Linked DNA regions of Homo sapiens: region 1 is linked to region 2. A link is a loop called in an ENCODE intact Hi-C map of the cell type or tissue named here. Cell type or tissue: PC-3. All regions are shown on one strand. Each heading gives the region's core, and the rest is flanking DNA. Links, peaks and the distances in the headings are about the cores only. Region 1 overlaps GREB1L (GREB1 like retinoic acid receptor coactivator). Region 2 overlaps ROCK1 (Rho associated coiled-coil containing protein kinase 1).

Region 1 (9,472 bases), core at 1,515-6,514, 490 kb after region 2:
ATTATTTCAAAGCTCTCCCTAGTAACAGATACCCCTGTCTCATGTAACTGCTGTCCTTTAAAGATTTTGGAAATGTTACTACTCTAGCATGTGATAAAGCCAGTGCCACAGGTGGCCTAAGCCAGTTAATCGAATTTGCCAGAAAATTAGCTCATATATTCCCCTTCTCACTGAACAGTCTATTTAATATTGTAACATAGTCTCTAAAGAAAAGATTCAGAAAGTTGGTACACTACAAAATTGGGGGGTGGGAGGGGATTTTTGTTTGTTTGTTTTGCACTGTGCAGATTTTCTATCAGGCACCCTCTTGGGTAGCCATTTGGACTACATTTTGCTTCTCTCTTCTCTGTACTGAATGGCTCTCACCTCTTCCAGCAAAGAAGCTAAGAAAACCCCCTCACTTTGACAAAACCTGTCTGCCCATTTTTCTGTGCTACATGTATTTCCAGAAAGCTTCATCAGTGTGATACATTAATATTTTTTCATTTTTATTTGTAAAAAACATGTTTATATTTTTAAAGCAAATTCATTATAACCATGCAAGCACAATTTTTATAAGGTTTTTCATACTCTTCCCTAGTCTGTTTTTCCCCCATGTTCTCAGCCCCTGGGCATCTGCCCAATTGGCCAGCCCTGGGGCAGCCATGGTGTTGCTCACAGCCCCTGGCGGGGACAGGGACCTTCCTTAGTCATTAAACACAAACGTGCATATTTTCAGTTACATAAGGTACATCATTTTGTTCCCCTGATCATCTGTATTATAAACATTTCTGTTTCTGTCTAGAGTCAGAATTGATATTTCAAATGCTATATAATTGTCCATACCTTTTGATGTGTCATAATTTTCTTAACCCAAGTCCCTATAGTGACATCCTTTGATTGTTTCCAATTGTTGCCATTATAAGTAATGTTCCAGCAACATTTGTTCTGTTGATGAGTCTTCTCTTCTCTCCTCCATCCTGCAGGTCAGCACCAGTCCCGAGCTCTGGCAGAGAGCATGCTCACCACAAGTGAGTTTTTGAAAGAAATTAGTTATGAGCTTATCACAGGAAAGGTCAGTTTCCTGGCATCACATTTCAAAACCACATCATTAGGTGAGTGGTTGTAAGATTTGGCAACACTGGCAGCCCCTAGTTGTATGATTTTCTGAGTTTAAATCTTAGCCTGTCAAGATGAGTGTGGAGCTCAAGCTTGCCAGCTGATCTTTCATTTGAAATGGTTTATCCTAAGTATTTTGTCACTAACACCACAGGAAGCAGTAAGGGGGTCTAGAGGAAGGCCCATTGGTACTGGATTCAAAAGTCTCAGCTCAGCCACAACCTTGTTGAGTGACCTTGGGCGAGTTTCTCTCTCCCTGGAACTCGGTTTGTTCGTTCGTTCCTTCCTTCCTCCTTCCCTCCCTTCCTTCTTTCCTTCCTTCCTTTTTTTTTTTTTTTTTTTTTTTTTTTTTTACAGTGTTGCACTCTATCGCCCAGGCTGGAGTGCAGTAGCGTGATTATAGCTCACTGCTTGACACCACCCCTCTTCACGGGCTCAAGCGATCCTCCCACTTCAGCCTCCCAAGCAGCTTGGACTACAGACATGTGCCACCATGCCTGGCTAATTTTTTAATTTTTTGTAGAGACTGGGTCTCCCTTTGTTGCCCAGACTGGACTCCAGCTCCTGGCCTCAAGCAATCCTCCTGTGCCTTGGCCTTCCAAAGTGCTGGGATTACAGGCATGAACCACTGCGCCCAGCCTGGAACTCAGTTTTCTAATCCCATTCTGTCTGCTTTTGAGTATTAGGGAAGTCAAGAGAGATACAACATGTGAAAGCATGTAAATTATAAGCACTATATCAATGAGAGTAGTTCTTGATATAGAGACACCAGTATACTATAAAGATGGCCAAGTGTAAATGCTGATATGAATTGCTGGCTGACCAACAAATCTACTGAGAACAGCCTAACTGCCCAACTTGGGCAGTTAATAAAAATGAAACAAACATATCCTTCCTTGTAACCTTCTTATCTCTATTTTGTAATAGGCGATGACCTAGACAAGCTGCTGGAAAAAATGCAACAAAGAAGAGGAGACAGTGTGGTTACCCCTTTCGATGGAGACCTTAATGAATGTGTGTCACCCCAGGAGGCTGCTGCTATGATTCCCACACAAAACCTGGGTAATGTCATCTCAGACCAAGAGGAGGAAGTCAGTCCTTGGGACAGACATTGTAAAAACTAAGTCATTCTAAGGGTTTTGAGGATTCTTCAAGTCACAGACCACAACAGCCTTTTCCTGATTGTCTACATGATAAACCTGGTTGAAATTAAAAATGCTTTCCCATGTGGCCTGGATCAAAGGCTTTGTTCCTAGTAAAAGTCTTCTGGAATGAAAATCAAAGTCAAAGACTTTATCTTAAGCACTCTCTCTTTTTTCTCTGAAAGATTCCAGGACATTGGCTCATTTTCCTTAGCTCCACCAGCTGTGCCCAGAGGACTTCAAAAAACCGTCTGAAAGAGTCAGACTACAGGCAGTGCAGGGTCCCCAGCTCCTGCTCCTTCACTTCCTGTCTGACTTGTAAAACACACATTATCTCAGGGATAGTGAGGCTTTATTGGCAGATAGAGCAGCGCTACCAACATGTCATCTGCCCTACAACAAGCTTCAGGGGCTCAAAGTGGGAGTGTCAGGGATGAGGAGTCTGATCATTAAGACTGGATTCATTTGGGTTCAGATTTCTTCCCCAATTCACTGATTGACAGGAATGACATAGGACAGGACAGAAAAAAGAACAGGAGAAAGGATAGTTGGGAGACAGACCCATATAAGCTGCTGCTGACAGCCACTTGGCCCCCACTTGATAGGAATGTATCATTTATATATTAGGATTGTCTCAGGCAATAAAAGTAGCATGGCTTGGCAGTCAGCTCTGTTGTTAAAACAAATGCAAATATAGGCAGTAAAATGTTTTGACTTCTCAATGGTATTTGGTAATAAAGTGATGATCCGGATGATCTAAAATGTGTTTATATTAACTGTTTTGAATTGTTAACACATTTAGAATTTAAACATTCTGAGAGGACTTACAGATTCCGGAGTACATTCTTGGTTCCCTGTTTAAAAACCTTGTTTAAAGATGTTTTTGAAATAACAGCCTAACTGTATTAAAAGACAGATATATTTTGATTAGTAGTCTGTGGTACAAAGACTATTTGGGCTTCTATTTAAAGTTGCAGGTTTGGGCTTTTCCAGTGGATTCTCTCAACTACTAGGGAGACCATCCATCTAAATCTCCACTTGCTGTCAGTATCCATGGTAACTGGGATATGTTGACGGCTGTCTTTGCCTCGGCTGCATTTGATTTTAGAAAACATTAATTAGCACAGGTTAATTAGGCCCTGTTGCAGTTAAACTGCCACATGTGTTCCTGATAATAACCAGTGCTTTAAAGAAGCATTGGATGTTGCCTGCTCACGTGTTTAGCTGACTAAACTTCTTTCATTGTGTGTGTGGATGTGCATGCACGTATAAGAAAGATTGATCGCTTGATTATACTTGCAATAAAAAGCTACTGACCTGCTTAGAGTATCTGGGAAATGTTTTTGTAATATGTCACCTGCTGAGTGGCCAGCTGGCTATGTCATGAGTCAGGTGTCTTCAGATAGTCCAGGCATCAGCACTGGAGCTGGCCACAACCACCTAGACCTGCTAGGTCACAGCACTGGCAAAGTGGAGTCCAGTGGGAAGAAAGGTGAAGGTCGTGTCTCCATGACCCACGTTATGTAGTGACTGGGGAGGGAATTTCCGACCATGTTGCAACTGACTTGCTAAAGAGGAAATATTTACTGTAGTGCCTTCCAGAAAAGCTCAGGGGAACTCAGCATCATGATCATTATGGCATCCCCTCTTTCCTTGAACTGGGTCGGGGCTGGAGAACTGGCCTGTGCTGATATTTCTAAAGAAAACTGGAAATGCTACCCTTTCCAGGGATGAGTCTTGGCTCCAGCTGCGACAGTGTAGTCGGTCTCCTCCACTTCTGGGTTGGGATAGGGGTGTTGAATTAGGCATTTGTGAGATAATCAATCAATTTTTAAATAATACATTTGCAAAACTGCAGCATCCACTCCTGAGCACATCCTCTCATCCACGTTTCAGGGAAAATAGGCAAATCTATTAAAACTCAATAGAGAGTGCAAATAGCAGGTGAGAATTCGTAGTGAGAGTGTATTACATTACCGTCTGTGTGGTATGTGTCCTCATAGAGATTCACAGTGGCCATTAGGGAAGTAAATTAACCTTGTTCTTATGACTTCTCTTTAAATTTTAGATTTAGATAATGAAACCTTCCACATTTATCAACCGCAGCTAACAGTTGCCAGAAAACTCTTATCCCAGGTGTGTGCTATAGCGGACAGTGGCAGCCAGAGCCTGGACCTCGGTCACTTCAGCAAAGTAGACTTCATCATCATTGTTCCCAGATCGGAGGTGTTGGTTCAGCAAACTCTTCAGCGGATTCGACAATCAGGTAAGAGTGAACTTTCAAAGAGGAGCCCACCTAGATCCAGCTTCAGATCCCCTCTGCCTCTTTCTTTTGCTTAATCCAAACGTCTAGAGGATGCTTAAAACCTTCTTCAGTAATAAAAATCATAAAAGCACTTTGTTATTTTGGGTTTATCTGAAGTTTTCCCTCAAAGTACTCTGTCCTTTTTCCCTCAAGGTCAAGGGTAAATTGTTGTGCATGTTTGCCAGGTATCATTAAGTTCATGATGTAATCTGTGGGACTAGAATCTGGTCATTTATGGATGAAGAGAAATTTTCTCAAGGCGAGGATGGCCCTGCATGGGTTGATGGCGTCTGTGCCACCTGAACTCCTCCCACCTGCAGGCCTCATTTGCATAGGTGGATTCTTGGCCATCTAGCACATTAACAGCACGTCTGGGACCTGGAAACCAGAACACCATCCCCCATGTCAGCAATGACGTTCTTTAAGAAAAAAAGGTTAGCGTTATTTCTAATAACTTTAAGTGTAAAGAAAAAAAAATGTTTTTCCCAGAAAATGTGAAAAGGTAGAGAGCAAAAATTTTACAAGTCTAAAAAAAAAAAATGTTACAAGTCTGTGGTAAATAATATCCCTTTTCAGAAATAAAATTTGATTAGAATTACAAGAAGTTATAAGGAATTTAGAAACTTGAAACAGCTGTAAAATGCTTGCCTTTGTAAACTAGGTTTGAAAACGAAATTATAAATGTCAAGTTGCTTCTGATTACCTTAGCTGAGGAAAACACACACACACACACACACACACGCAGATTTTAGATCTGGAAGATGACTGTTTTTGCCACAGTAAAGAATTTTACTTTCGGCCGGGGGCGGTGGCTCGCACCTGTAATCCCAGCACTTTGGGAGGCCAAGGCGGGTGGATCACTTGAGGTCAGGAGTTCAAGACCAGCCTGGCCAACATGGTGAAACCCCGTCTCTACTAAAAATACAAAAATTAGCCAGGTGGTAGTGGCACATGCCTGTTATCCCAGCTACTTGGGAGGCTGAGGCAGGAGAATCACTTGAACCCGGAAGGCAGAGGCTGTGGTGAACCAAGACACTGCAGTCCAGTCTGGGTGACAGAGTGAGACCCTCTCCCAAAAAAAAAAAACAAAAAAACAAAGAATTTTACTTTCAATATATTTAAAAACAGGTAGGAAGCAGAAAAATCCAGAAGTGCTTAAAATGTGGTTTATATGTTCATACCTGTCATATTGTGCCTCTCAAATTTTATCCTACATAAAGATCACCTGGGGATCTTGCTAAAATGCAGATTCCACTTCAGTGAGTCTGGGTTGTGCTCCGGATTCTGCATTTGCTTTTTTTTTTTTTTTTTTTTTTTGTGAGACATAGTCTCACTCTGTTGCCCAGGCAGGAGTGCAGTGGTACAGTCCTGGCTCACTGCAACCTCCACCTCCTGGGTTCAAGCAATTCTCCTGCCTCAGCCTCTTCCAAGTAGCTGAGATTACAGGTGTGCACCACCACTCCCAGCCAATTTTTGTATTTTTAGTAGAGACAGGGTTTCACTATATTGGCCAGGCTGGTCTTGAACCCCTGACCTCAAGTGATCCACCAGCCTCAGCCTCCCAAAGTGCTGGGATTACAGGCATAAGCCACCATACCCAGCCCGGATTCTGCATTTCTAACAAGCTTATAGTGAAGCCAGTGTCAGAAGACCACACTTTGAGTAGCATGGCTCAGTGAGAAATCTTGCTTGATTGTACTTTTAAAAATAACTAAAAGAGTATTGTAATTGGATTGTTTGTAACACAAAGGATAAATACTTCAGGGGATGGATACCCCATTTACCCTGATGTGATTATTACACATTCCATGCGTGTATCAAATTTTCTCATATGCTCCATAAATATATACTCCTACTGTGTACCCACAAAATTTGAAATTAAAAGTTTTTAAAAAGGCCTCTTGTTCCAGAGGCCAAATGAGCTGACTGACAGTACATTTTTCCCTGTTTCTATCTCTTTAACCCCTCTTGGTGGCTGTGACTGACATGTGAAGTTTTGTCCACACCTTCTGGAGTCCCAAGTGTCTGGTTGACAGTGCAGTCTTCTTTTTAGCCTCTCAGTTTTGGAATGACAGGTTACAAAATGACTTGTTGGAAATATCGACCTGTAGGTGATGAGCTGGAAAAGGTCAAATGCCTTCTCTCATGGCTCTCCCAAAAACCAAAGTGAGTTCTCTCTCTCAGCTACCGGCTTCTTTCTGCATTTATTTTTCCTGCCCCTTCTCCAGTATGGGGAGTGGGTTGTTGTCGGTCACACCAAGCAGTAGCCAGATTTTTTGTTATTTCATATGGATTTTTTTCCTTTCGTAACATGGAGGAAGGGCCTTGTCTTTTAAGTATTTTACTTGTACCATTTGGCATTTGTGGCCTCCCTGAGTTTGTGATCTGATATCCCAAATTGTGCTTGAGCAAACACATCATGGCACCTGTTTGAAGTGACGAAATCATCTGCAGAGCCTTTTCCTGAAATAACCTCTCAGTGACCTGCACTTTCACCTTTCCTAATAAATGCAAGCTCCTAAATAAAGCCTTACATTTTTGACAGATGAATAAATTGTGCAGGTTTTTTCCTTTCTCTTCTCAATGCCCTCAGATTTTTCTAAAGTGTTTTAAGATTATCACCTCTCAAAAAGGTACCAGAATTTGACCAATTATGTAAGCTTAGAATCCAGAAAAAAAAAAATCATTGTAATAGACATGTTTGGCACACTCAAAGCAAAGCATATTTTTAGAATTATTCACATCTGGCTTTGGCATACATACTGAAATTTTTGCTGCAAAAACAATCACTTCTGTATATTTAAACATACCTTTATTTTGTTATAAAAACATGATTATGGTATGCCTTATTTTTAAAAAATAAAGTAGAAACCTTTAAACATTTATAATCCTACCATTCAAGGGTAACCACTGTTAAAATGTTGGCATTAACAAATAACTTAATACCTAGTGTTCCACCTCTCTTCCCTACCTCTGTTTTTTTCACTTGGCATTACAGTGTGTACCTCTTTCCATGTCATGAACATCTTTTGTGAGCATCATTCTTAATGAATGTATAGTCACATCATAATTACAAAAAAAGTATTTATTTTGATATTTAAATACCTTCATATTCTTGGAACACATACCAATTGATAGAAGAGAAAGGACTAGAAGCATGTTAAAATGTACGGAGAAATTGCTCCGGGTAGAATAAATAGCAGGAGAGCATCCATTAAAATAACTCTTTAAAATCATAGCTGTTAAAACAGAAAGTTTTTAAGAAATCATCTGACTTAGTTTCCTCATATGTCATCATGTGAATTGAGAAGAGCCTAGTTTGCCTGAGATCACAGAGGGTAGTACCTTGAGAGCAAGGACAGTTTTTTTTTTTTTTTTTTTTTGAGGCCGAGTTTTGCTCTTGTTGTACAGGCTGGAGTGCAGTGGCGCGTTCTTGGCTCACCACAACCTCCACCTCCCGGGTTCAAGCGATTCTTCTGCCTCAACCTCCAGAGTAGCTGGGATTACAGGCATGCGCCACCATGCCTGGCTAATTTTTTTGTATTTTTAGTAGAGACAGGGTTTCTCCATGTCGGTCAGGCTGGTCTCGAACTTCCGACCTCAGGTGATCCACCCGTTTCGGCCTCCCAAAGTGCTGGGATTACAGGTGTGAGCCACCGCGCCCGGCCCAAGGACAGTTTTTTTATTGTTGCATGTCTAGTGCCTCGTTTCATGCCTCTCTTGGGCCTGGCACCAGCAGGTGCTCAACTGATGTTTGAATGGAGGGCTAGAAGGAGAAAGAGATGGGCAGAAGGAGAAACAGTGTCCAAGGTCTCTGTGTCCTGGTTCCATTTGCCTCCTTTACTAAAGAAAGCATTCCAGCAGAGTCTGCCAGGAAAAGCACCCAGGCAGGGAAGAGCTGCCAGAGTATGCAGAAAGGGCACATCCTTGGCAGTGCCTGCATGGCTGAAAGTAAAAGGATGAAAATAGAAACCATCACGTTGTTGCAGATCCAGCACTAAAGTGAAGCATTTGAAACCTCAGCACACATTCTGATGAAGAAATGAAGCAAAGAGGGGAGGGAGGAGGAAAAAGGAAAACAAAACAAAATATCATGGACAGAATTTGAAGGTTAAAAAAAAAGAAATGGAGCGGGTTTAACATCTTTTAAGTTTGCGTAACGTAGACTTGTAACTGCTGGAGTGATCGTGGGGAAGGAGCATTTTTATACTATAGGAAATTATTTTATTTTAGTGTCCTTTTTTTAGAAATCTGAAGTGGTAGCATAATTCTAATTCGGAGGACCCCGCATTCTGTGAATGAGAATACTAGCATACTGGTGCAATCCAAAGGCAAGCCCATTTCAGTTCAAGGTGGGAGAGAGAAGTACAGGAAGTGACTGTCCGTTTTTTGCCTCCCTGCTTGTAAAATGGTGTTGGTGGGAGCCCTAGCAAATGGGAGCGGATCTGGAGGTATCCAGGCAAGGAAGTTTTATCCTGTCAGGGGAATGACACAAATCTGATACTTTAACACATGCATGATTATAACAAAGCCAGAGAGACGTATTTGTCTGCTGATATAGAGATTACTCTATTCAAATGGACATAAGGCAGTTTTAAGGAAGCAGTAGACATTGCAGGGGAAGTGAAGAGAGAGAGGAAGGCATTCCCACTTTCTTTTCTTTTTCTTTTTCTTTACTTTTTTTTTTTTTTTTTTTTTTTGAGACGGAGTTTCACTCTTGTTGCCCGGGCTGGAGTGCAGTGGCACAATCTCGGCTCACTGCAACCTCCGCCCTTCAGGTTCAAGTGATTCTCCTGCCCCAGCCTTCCGAGTAGCTTGGATTACAGGCGCCCACCACCATGCCCAGCTAATTTTTGTACTTTTAATAGAGGCAGGGTTTCACCATGTTGGCCAGGCTTGTCTTGAACTCCTGACCTCAAGGGGATCT
Region 2 (9,472 bases), core at 2,185-7,184:
AACACAACTAAATGAATAAGTGCTATAATTTGCTCTTCCATGCTTCAATCACACAAATCAACTTTAATGGCCATACAAATATTGCAGAAAAAAATTCCAAGCCACTTTTCCCATACAATTTAACATTTAGTAATCAATTACAAAAGTATGAAGTAACAATACCCTTAAGAGCCAGGCAAGACTGGAATGGATTGCAGCTTAAATGGGATATGATGTAGAAGACTTTATCATTTAACATTCATATAAAAATAATCAGCAAAAAAAAAGAAAGAAAAAAATAATGCAGCAAGTGGAACAAATCAGAGCCATGATTTACACAAGAAAGAGCAAGCAAAAGTATAGAAGTGTCCTATTACTCACAGAAGACAAGAATAGAAGATAAATAAATAAGGAATGCAGGCAGAATCAACTAGATATAAAGAATAAGAGACAAGTATTTTATTTGTTTTCTCAGTACAATATTCTGATTAAGCTTTTTGGTAAAACAACTTCAATTTGAATTTGTAACTATTTCAATAAAATTGCCCAAATTTGGTTGAGGGGAGCACTTAACTCTAGTGCTAAGTTCAATTGCAATTCTACTCAAACTAAAGAGTTTTAAAGCCTCTTAAGTTTCTGATATCACAATTTGATCAACAGTAAAAACAACACAGAATCCATTTGGTCTACTGCCATTATTTCAACTAGTACGTGCATACCAGGAATTCCTTGACTATTTGATCAAGGCATTTTATAATAATTATTACTATTGTTTAAATATAACTAATGTCTACTAGAAATATCTGGGGGATAAAGACAACTCCATTAGAAATAGTTATTTTAGATCAGGTTGGAAATAAGAAAATCCATTCAATTTAACTATTTTCCGTATCTACCTTATATTTGAAACACAAAAGAATAGAAAAATAACCAATTTCAAAGTATGACACTAAAATATGAGATTATACTATCATTCAAATGGTAATCCTAAGGCAATATATTGTCCGCCTTCATATAATTTAAAAGCTATAAACTCAGTCTTACAGTAACAGTTAACAATAGGTAACATTTACTGATTTATTTATTCATAAATTTACTATTTGCCACATGCTTTATAATATCTCATATTTAACCTATGTATAAGTCCATGAATACAGGATATTATATTCCGAGGAATTCGGAAAAGGTTCTACTGTCATCTTTCACTTACAAAAGAAGAGACTAAGGCTTAGCAGGGTAAACGGACTTGGGCAAGGCAACTCTATCAGTATCTATCAAAGCTCTATGGTTTCAAACCCCGGCAGTCTAATTTCTGAGCTTATGTTTCTAGAGCACAACACTATTCTGTTCGCAAACAAGCTCTGCAGTTGACTGAATTGTGGGAAATATTTTTTTCCCCTACTCCCACCAGGTACGTAATGTCTCCACACCTTTGCTTGTGTTATTCCTCTTCATATAAATTGTTAAAATGGAGGAAATGGTGAGGTAACTTTAGTTCAAAATGATCCCTCTCTTCTCCCAACATTTTTCTTTTTCCTTTTTTTTTTTTTTTTTTTTTGACATGAAGTCTTGTTACGTTGTCCAGGCTGGCCTCAAACTCCTGAGCCTCAGCTTCCTAAGCAGTGGCATGTACCACAGCACCTGGCTTTAATTGCTGCAATTTAGTTCATGAAGTAATTATTTTGTTGCTTAGGTAGTTCCTTGGTAAGTTTTGTGAGAGCAAGGACCATATCTTAACACTTGATTTTATATATCCCATGGCAAATGACACAACGAGGTGGTACTTGACAGATATTTGTTGATTATTTTGTAATTCTGCATTTTTCTGAATTAGCCAATTAAAGTCATCCTTTGTAAATAGTGGTTCCAGTTTAAAAACCAAACAGGCAGTTTTATACTAAATAGCATGCAGAAGACTGTTGATCACATATTGATCATTCACCAATATTTTATCTTATAAAAGCAAAAAAGTTATTGCCAGAAATTTTCCCATTAGTGTGGTAGAAATTGCAGCTCTGGTTTTAAAGTGTAGTTTGGAAAACATTAAGATGAACATTAGTGAGAATGAAAAGGAGTCTTAATATCTGATAATACAAAGTTGTTTAGTATTAGTAATTCCTCACCAAAAACAAAGATATAAAAGCCTTTGAATTCTTGACATTTACACAAAATTTGTATGCCAAAATACCCTATACTTTCACATTATTTCTTTGTGACAATCAATGTCAAAAATATTTATGCTTTCTGGCTCTAGATGTGGGTTAACCTGCCAGTTTTAATATATCTTCAATAAGTTGTTATATGGTATGGCTTTATCTGTCATTTCAGTGTTCCTTAGAAATTTTATATATCAAGGGAATCTTATGAGTCAAATAAGCCAGAATTCTACATTTGCTCATATTTAAATTAAATGAAGAGGGTCAGGGAGAAAATAAATTAAATGAAGAAATCTGGAATGCAAATAAAGGTGTCAAGAATATGTGAAGGTTTTTGCCAATTTACAACAATGTCATGGGAGAAAATTTTAGTTTTTCCATCTGGTGAATTCCCTCAGAGAAGCAACTGAACTAAGCTCAATAATAACAGATAAAAAAATACATACTAGCTTCTCCTGCGTTTCCTTTCCTTACGCCTACCATAGTTGCAAGATAATATACTTACCAGTTTTTAAAATATATAAAGACCTCCTCTAAAATCGGGACCACCTGTAACTTAAGTGGTGATCTGGAGGTATAACGCTGTAAATTCCATCTTTTATATCACAAGCACAGAAAACAGCTTCTCCAGATAACTAAATGAAACTCCCACTGAGAGAACCTCTAAGTCTGGATTATCCTTAATAATATTCTACATATGTACAAAAACAACTTGGCTCTAAATTTTATACAATATATTTGTAGAACAATTTTAACTTATAAGAAGTTAGATGTATATTACTGCAATATCAGCGATTTCTTTACCCAAATAAGAGACAATCTAACTACATGTACATCAATACTCGATATAGCCAATTCAAACATCAGAGCTAACCTCTGAAGACTACCTAATTTATTTAGCTATACCACAAACATACTGCTTAAGAAACAGGGCTAAAGAACCATTTCAAAACACTTTAATTAAATTCAAAAGTGATATAAAAAAGAAAATTAATTAATACTCAACAAGTCAGATACACCAACTTCAAATCACTAGATTTGGGCAAGGTCAGAAACATTCATATATTCAAATATTGGGAAACACACCAAGAGATCCACCATTTTCAGGTTTAAGTTACATAACCTAAGGTCAAGCTGGATGGAAAAGGGTATGATACAAATAATCCATAAGAGATAATGAATATTACTGGAGTATCAATACCAAGTTTTCCTAATCCATCATCTATTTCTACATTCTCTTCAGATGTCTAGGTTAACAGTTCCAAAAGAAGGAAAGAGAAAGAATGAGGAAAAGAAACAGTTATCACATTAAAGTTTTTTGTCATCTAGGCAACAGGCACCCATAACCGTAAGGGTAATCTTTATGTTTGTATTGTGTGCTAGGTCACAACCTGCTACAGAACCAAAGAGAAGATAAAGACATAAAAGAATTAAGAGAATGAAGGTGACTTCAAGAACTTCAAAGAGTTATAAGTCAGAGAAGGAGTAACATTTTTTAAATAAAGTTTTTAGAATTGGGAATTTTAGAAGGGAGATTTAATATTTAAGCTAGTTAATAACAAAATGGCCACTAAGGATTCATAGAGGCTGCGTTCTAGATGTGCAAGATAATTAAATTATAATCTTTATACTGAATGATGAAATATAAGAGAAATAATAAAAGTTGCAGTGTCAGTTTATCCATCCAACTACTTAAAAAAAAACTGAAAAATGTGACCCATATTTCAAAAAGCCATCATTTTAACTTGGAGTAAACTTAATCTATTCAAAGCCCTCTCCTTTTTAGTACGTATATTCATTTACTTATTTTCTAAACTGAAGTAAAAATTAATCATTAGCCATTACCTTCAAGAAATTTTTTAGACACTTGAATGATATGTAACTATCTAATATTAAGAATGAATATCAACATTCTTTAACAATTCTTCCTAGATATGAATGCAAAACCTTAACTTTATTTGCCAGGGACCATTTTTGAGCATCTAGTAAATGGTGGATTTAATACAGATTTTCAATTTACTAGCAAAATATCTGACCCACAGAGAGGTAAATAATATTGACAAAGACTATCCATTAATTTCTACTTCCAATATGAAAGTCAAGGTTCAGCACTGTTGAGATTTTATAAAGTCTCAAAATTAAGAACACAGTAATAGGAAAAGAGGTATTAACTGGCCTCTTCTAGCAAGGGAGAATGGCTACCAGTACTCCCCGCCCCACTTGGTTTGGACTTTGATAACCTTAAAAACAAAATTCCTGAAAGTACACTAATATTCTAAGAAATATACTGAAAATGGAGCTAGTAGAAACATTTAAAAATCTCTTTGCTCAATAAGTCAATTTATTAGGTCAGGATTCTGAAACCTAAATGGATTCCCAGCCTAAGTCTGCCAATGAAGCCAGCTGATGGCACTATGAGCTTAGCCTTTCTGAATCAGCCACGATGGTGGGTAAAATTAATCACTTTCCTCATTAGCAGTCCCACCAGCTCACCTTTCAACTCAAATCTTCTAACTAGCATTCACCAATAATGTGTCCATTTCTGACATATTTAACCCAATACTAAGAACACTAAGGTGCATATAAGGCATTATAAATAGTTAAAGGGAAATGGGTGGAATAAAAATAAAATTGGTCAGGATTTCGAACTGACACTAAATAGAGCAAGGTCGGCCAGGCGGGTGGCTCATGCCTGTAATCTCAGCACTTTGGAAGGCCAAGGCAGGCAGATAGCTTGAGCTCAGGAGTTCAAAACCAGCCTGGGCAATATGGTGAAATCCCGTCTCTACAAAAAATTAAAAAAATTAGCCGGGTGTGGTGATGTGCACCTGTAGTCCCAGCTACTCAGGAGGTTGGGGCAGGAGGATCGCTTGAGCCCAGGAGGCAGGATCATGAACCAAGATCACGCCACTGCACTCTAGCCTGGGCAACAGAGTGAGACTGTTTCATACATACATACATACATATATACATACATACATACATACATACATACATACATACATATATACATAGAGTAAGAATGTATACATACATACATACATAGAGTAAGAATCCCTATACTAAATAACTCCAGAAGTATCTCAGGGTTAATGAAGTGGGAATCTAACCTACCAATTCAGTTCAACAATTGAAAGAATGTAGCCAAACACTTCTAAAAGTCATATTCTTAGTGATGATTAAGTCTAACTTTAGAAAGATGTTCAAACAATAACTAAAGCTACAGGTTCTTATTAAATTCAAAGTGATCCTACAATAATGAATCGTGTGTACCTGCAAGTTTCTCAAGAGGTAGGCAGTTTCAGAGAGCCAAAAATAGGTAAACAGAGGAGTTCCTTGACCACTAAAATAAGAAATATTTCTTCGCTGCCTTTCCATTCCCAGATACCTGATTTTGACCTAGCAAAGCCACACAAGAATGAGGCCAGGGATCACATAGCATACAGAGAGGAGCTGAATTCATTTCCCACTTTGAGTCCCACTTTCTTGACCAAGAAAGATACTATAAAATTTTCTGAGTGACTCCTCTAGTTCCTTATATCAAATTCACAATAACAAGTAATATCTGTTAAAACAGAATCCCAATATCAAACATGCTGCTTCATAAATATCTTCCTATTTATGTATTATTCAGAAAATACACTAATTAAAATCTATTTTCAAGTGTATTATCATGTATACAAAACTTCCAAGACTCTGAACTAAGACTCTGTGTATATGTAAATGCATGTTTTAATAATGATAACCTACTCATTTTATTTCTAAATTGAACTTATAGTATGTGTATTTCTCATCTCTGTAAAGTACATAAAGGTATTATAGTTTACATGACGATTAAACCAAGAATGAGGTTGTGTTTATTTTTAAATTGATTCTCCACTGGGAAAAAGAAGACACAGAAAAAAGTCTCAAATCTTAGCCACTCATTCCTGCCTTTATTTGACACCCCCGGCCTCTTACTGCACTGCCCAACCCATTTTATCTATTTCCCCAAACTTAAAACTTAGCAAAGTCTGACTGAAGTTGATCACTACTCCACTAGATAGGGTTCTATATGTAGCTGCTGTGGTTCTGATGATAAAGTACAGTTCTTAGTTTTAGCACAAGAATACATAAAATGTTAAAGAGCTATTACTCACAAAAATGTACAACTTTTAAAAAATAGTGAGATGTGTAGTAGCAGCTTTGACTCTCACTGTGGACTTAGGCTGCTCAAAATAGGTTCATAAACCTCTTATGGTTTTTATTCAGGTAAAGCTTCTTAGGTCTATTTAAATAGCCTAAGATTGCTTACAACTGCTCTACTCCACAAAATACACCAAGTGTATAATCATCATCAGGCCTTGGCTATCAGAAATAAGAATTCCTTCTTAGGAATCCATGGACAAAATGACAAGGAGGTAGAAAACCAAATGAAAGAAATATACACTAATTTCCATGACATTTATACATGTTTGAATGATACAGAATTATTCTTACCTGGGAGGTTACCATCAGTTTCATCAGCACTAGGAAAACTAGCAACACTTGTAGAATCCGAGAGGTCCAAAAGTTTAGCACGCAATTGCTCAATATCACTCTCTTTGCTGGCCAACTGCATCTGAAGCTCATTCCTATGTGCACATTCTTCTACCAATTGCTAATTTTGAAAAGTATCAAGATAATATAATCAAGCTAAAACAATTTCCAACATTACTAATTGAAATATGATAATTTAAATTGCTAATACTAAAAATGTACAGTAAACTTCATGAATGTTTGCTACCACAGATTTTGATACACTACAGAAATGTCAAGTTCTTTCTCAGTAATACAATGCTCGGACAAATTCCTTTTCTCCTTGCCTTAAAAAGAGTTTTTGTTTTTGTTTTCAAACATAAGCCATCAAAACAAAAAAGTTACAACAAAAGAAAATGCTTTTCTGGCTCCAAATGAAGTAGCTTTAAAGGTATAGAAAACTTCAGAAAACCATAACTGATGGAGCTAAAAAGCTTAGATCTAAGTGCCCGAGACCAGGTTCTCAATTTTGTTCTATTAACAAGCCAAGGGGTATCAAAAAATTAAGCTTGTTATTTTGATTTCAAAAAAGTGAGTCTTGACTAGAGAAAATAAATAAGCTACAATACTTCAAAACCTCTACCCCAATTATAGTTAATATTATAACAGCCATATCCCAATTTCAGTCTGAAACCAAACAGGCAGAACCCTTGATTGTTCCCAATCTAAACAAGATAAATAGATAACAAGTATATACAGAAATAATTTAAGAAAATAATCCTTCACACTCATATCCATACACACACAGAAACCTTACCGCTTGCATGTCATTCAGTTCCTTCTGATGTTTCACTACCATCTGGTTGAATTTCTCTCTTTCTTGGTTGAGTTCCAGTTGCAGCTTTCGATTTTCCTTTTCTTTCTTTCTCAAATCTTGTGTATTAGCTTTCTTTCTATCAATTTTAAAATCTTTTCGATTCATTATTTCTGCCAATTTGTTAACAGCCTATTAAAATATTATTAATAAAGATCAATAGTGTAGTCATCCAATTTAATACTAAAATGTATTTTTTTCTTCAAAATCAGGAAGCAGGACTTTCTGTGTGTATGAAAATTAGGACAACTTCATGATGGTTGAGACATGATAACTGGTAGCACAAGTAACTAACACTGACTTATCACACTACTTAAATGTAAGAACCAGGAGCCTTTCTTTGGTTAACTTTACAACCCAGTACTGAATCAAGAGTATGCTAATCCTACTCTGATGTTGGGTACTAGCAAATAAAGCTTCTATGCCTTGGCCACATACTCTTATCTTCTACAACTATACAATATTACTAGGCAAGTTAGCTTTCTTAACTGAAATCCTATTTCTTTTTTTTTTTTTGAGACTGGGTCTTGCTCTGTCGCCCAGGCTGGCATGCAGTGGCATGATCTTTGCTCACTGCAACCTCTGCCTCCTGGGTTCAAGCAATTCTCGTGCCTCAGCCACCTGACTAGCTGGTATTACTGGAGCGCACCACCACGCCCGGCTAATTTTTGTATTTTTAGTAGAGACTGGGGTTTCGATGTCAGCCAGGCTGCTCTCGAACTCCTGGCCTTAAGTGTTCTGCTGGCCTCAGCCTCCTAAAGTGTTGGGATTACAGGCATGAGCCACCGCGCCTGGCCTTGAAATTCTATTTCACAAATAAGTTTTTTATAGTTAGCGGGGAGAGAATTTATTTGTTCTGATGAAAAGCTTGAACCTTATAAGCCTTGGTTTTAGGAAAAAGTGCATAAAGAGCAATGATTAACTCAAAAATGAACATGTGGAAAAGATCGAAAGCATGTATACCTGTGTTTTAAGGGTTCGTTCAGTGTTGATATTCTTTTCAAAGGCAGCCTTAAGATTACTGATCTCCTCCTCCTTCTCCAGTTTATATTCTGTCAACAAATTATATTAAATGTTATTGTATGGTATTAATTTAATTTCTGCATTTCAAACTAACAATGTCTTTAATTATTCAAATAAGTATACATTACATAGTAACTTTCAGTAACTTCATTAAGATAATTCTTAAGGCTACAGAAGTTACTTAATATATGAAAACAGGTATCTTAGAAACCTAACACAACATAGGTAAAGATAAATCACTGAATTTGATTTAACATGATGATTTTTTAAAAATTCTACATACCTTCCTCTGCCTTCTTCATTTTCTCTGTTAGCTCTTCATTCTCTCTTCTTAATATTTCAATATCTTTGGTTAGCATGCTGTTTGCTTCTTCAAGCTAAACAAAGCACACAAAAGTTTAAGCTCCAGCCTCTTTGCTATTCTCGTATTTCAGGCAGTAACCTTTAAATATACTGCTAGATAAAGACAGGTCAGACACTGCTGAACTACAGCAAATGTCTGGTTTCCAGCTTAAAATATGTAATTACATCAAAAATATTTAAAAGTAGTTAACAGCATCCAAAAATTATTTCATTGTATGCATATAGATATATGTATGAACAAAAGGGGGGCATATGTAATGGCAAGATAACTAGATTGCAAACTAAGAAATTTGTATTTAGTTCTAGCTCTGCGATTAACCTAGTATGTGACCCCGAGCAAGTCATACTTTTTCTGGACTTCAATATCTTTATCTGAATATTGATGATGAAAACGATAATAAAAACATTTATTTATAGATTACTTTTAGTAATATATAATCATTACTTGTTATATGTTATATTAATCATTCTATGTCTACTGTCTTATTTAATCCTCATAACAATCATGTGGAAGAGATATTACTATTTCTATTTTATAGATGAGAAATCTGAGGCTTAGAGAAGTTAAAGCCAACTTTGC

What was found. A loop is a pair of places that touch in the nucleus more often than their neighbours do. Peaks named below come from ENCODE experiments on the same cell type or tissue, not always from the same donor. Only the 100,000 strongest peaks of a DNase experiment are listed, where the experiment ranks them.
Region 1: it touches region 2 in a loop (6-fold over the local background); 1 of 110 quality-filtered maps calls a loop at or near these places.

The regions. Positions count from the first base shown.
Region 1 is chr18:21,450,058-21,459,529 of GRCh38, forward strand. It overlaps GREB1L (GREB1 like retinoic acid receptor coactivator), which reads left to right. Exons shown (of 33, transcript NM_001142966.3): 13 at 966-1,094; 14 at 2,026-2,160; 15 at 4,309-4,506. It overlaps GREB1L-AS1 (GREB1L antisense RNA 1), which reads right to left and starts at 990. Exons shown (of 4, transcript NR_187982.1): 1 at 826-990. It overlaps LOC124900410 (small nucleolar RNA SNORD23), which reads right to left and starts at 699; the gene lies at 596-699. In PC-3, for the core only: no CTCF peak of the experiment used is centred there; a DNase peak (open chromatin) is centred at 3,584; H3K27ac peaks cover 520 bases.
Region 2 is chr18:20,960,303-20,969,774 of GRCh38, forward strand. It overlaps ROCK1 (Rho associated coiled-coil containing protein kinase 1), which reads right to left. Exons shown (of 33, transcript NM_005406.3): 24 at 8,813-8,906; 25 at 8,470-8,558; 26 at 7,450-7,638; 27 at 6,615-6,774. Among named protein-coding and RNA genes, the nearest start is that of ROCK1, 150 kb to the right of the region's middle. In PC-3, for the core only: no CTCF peak of the experiment used is centred there; no DNase peak of the experiment used is centred there.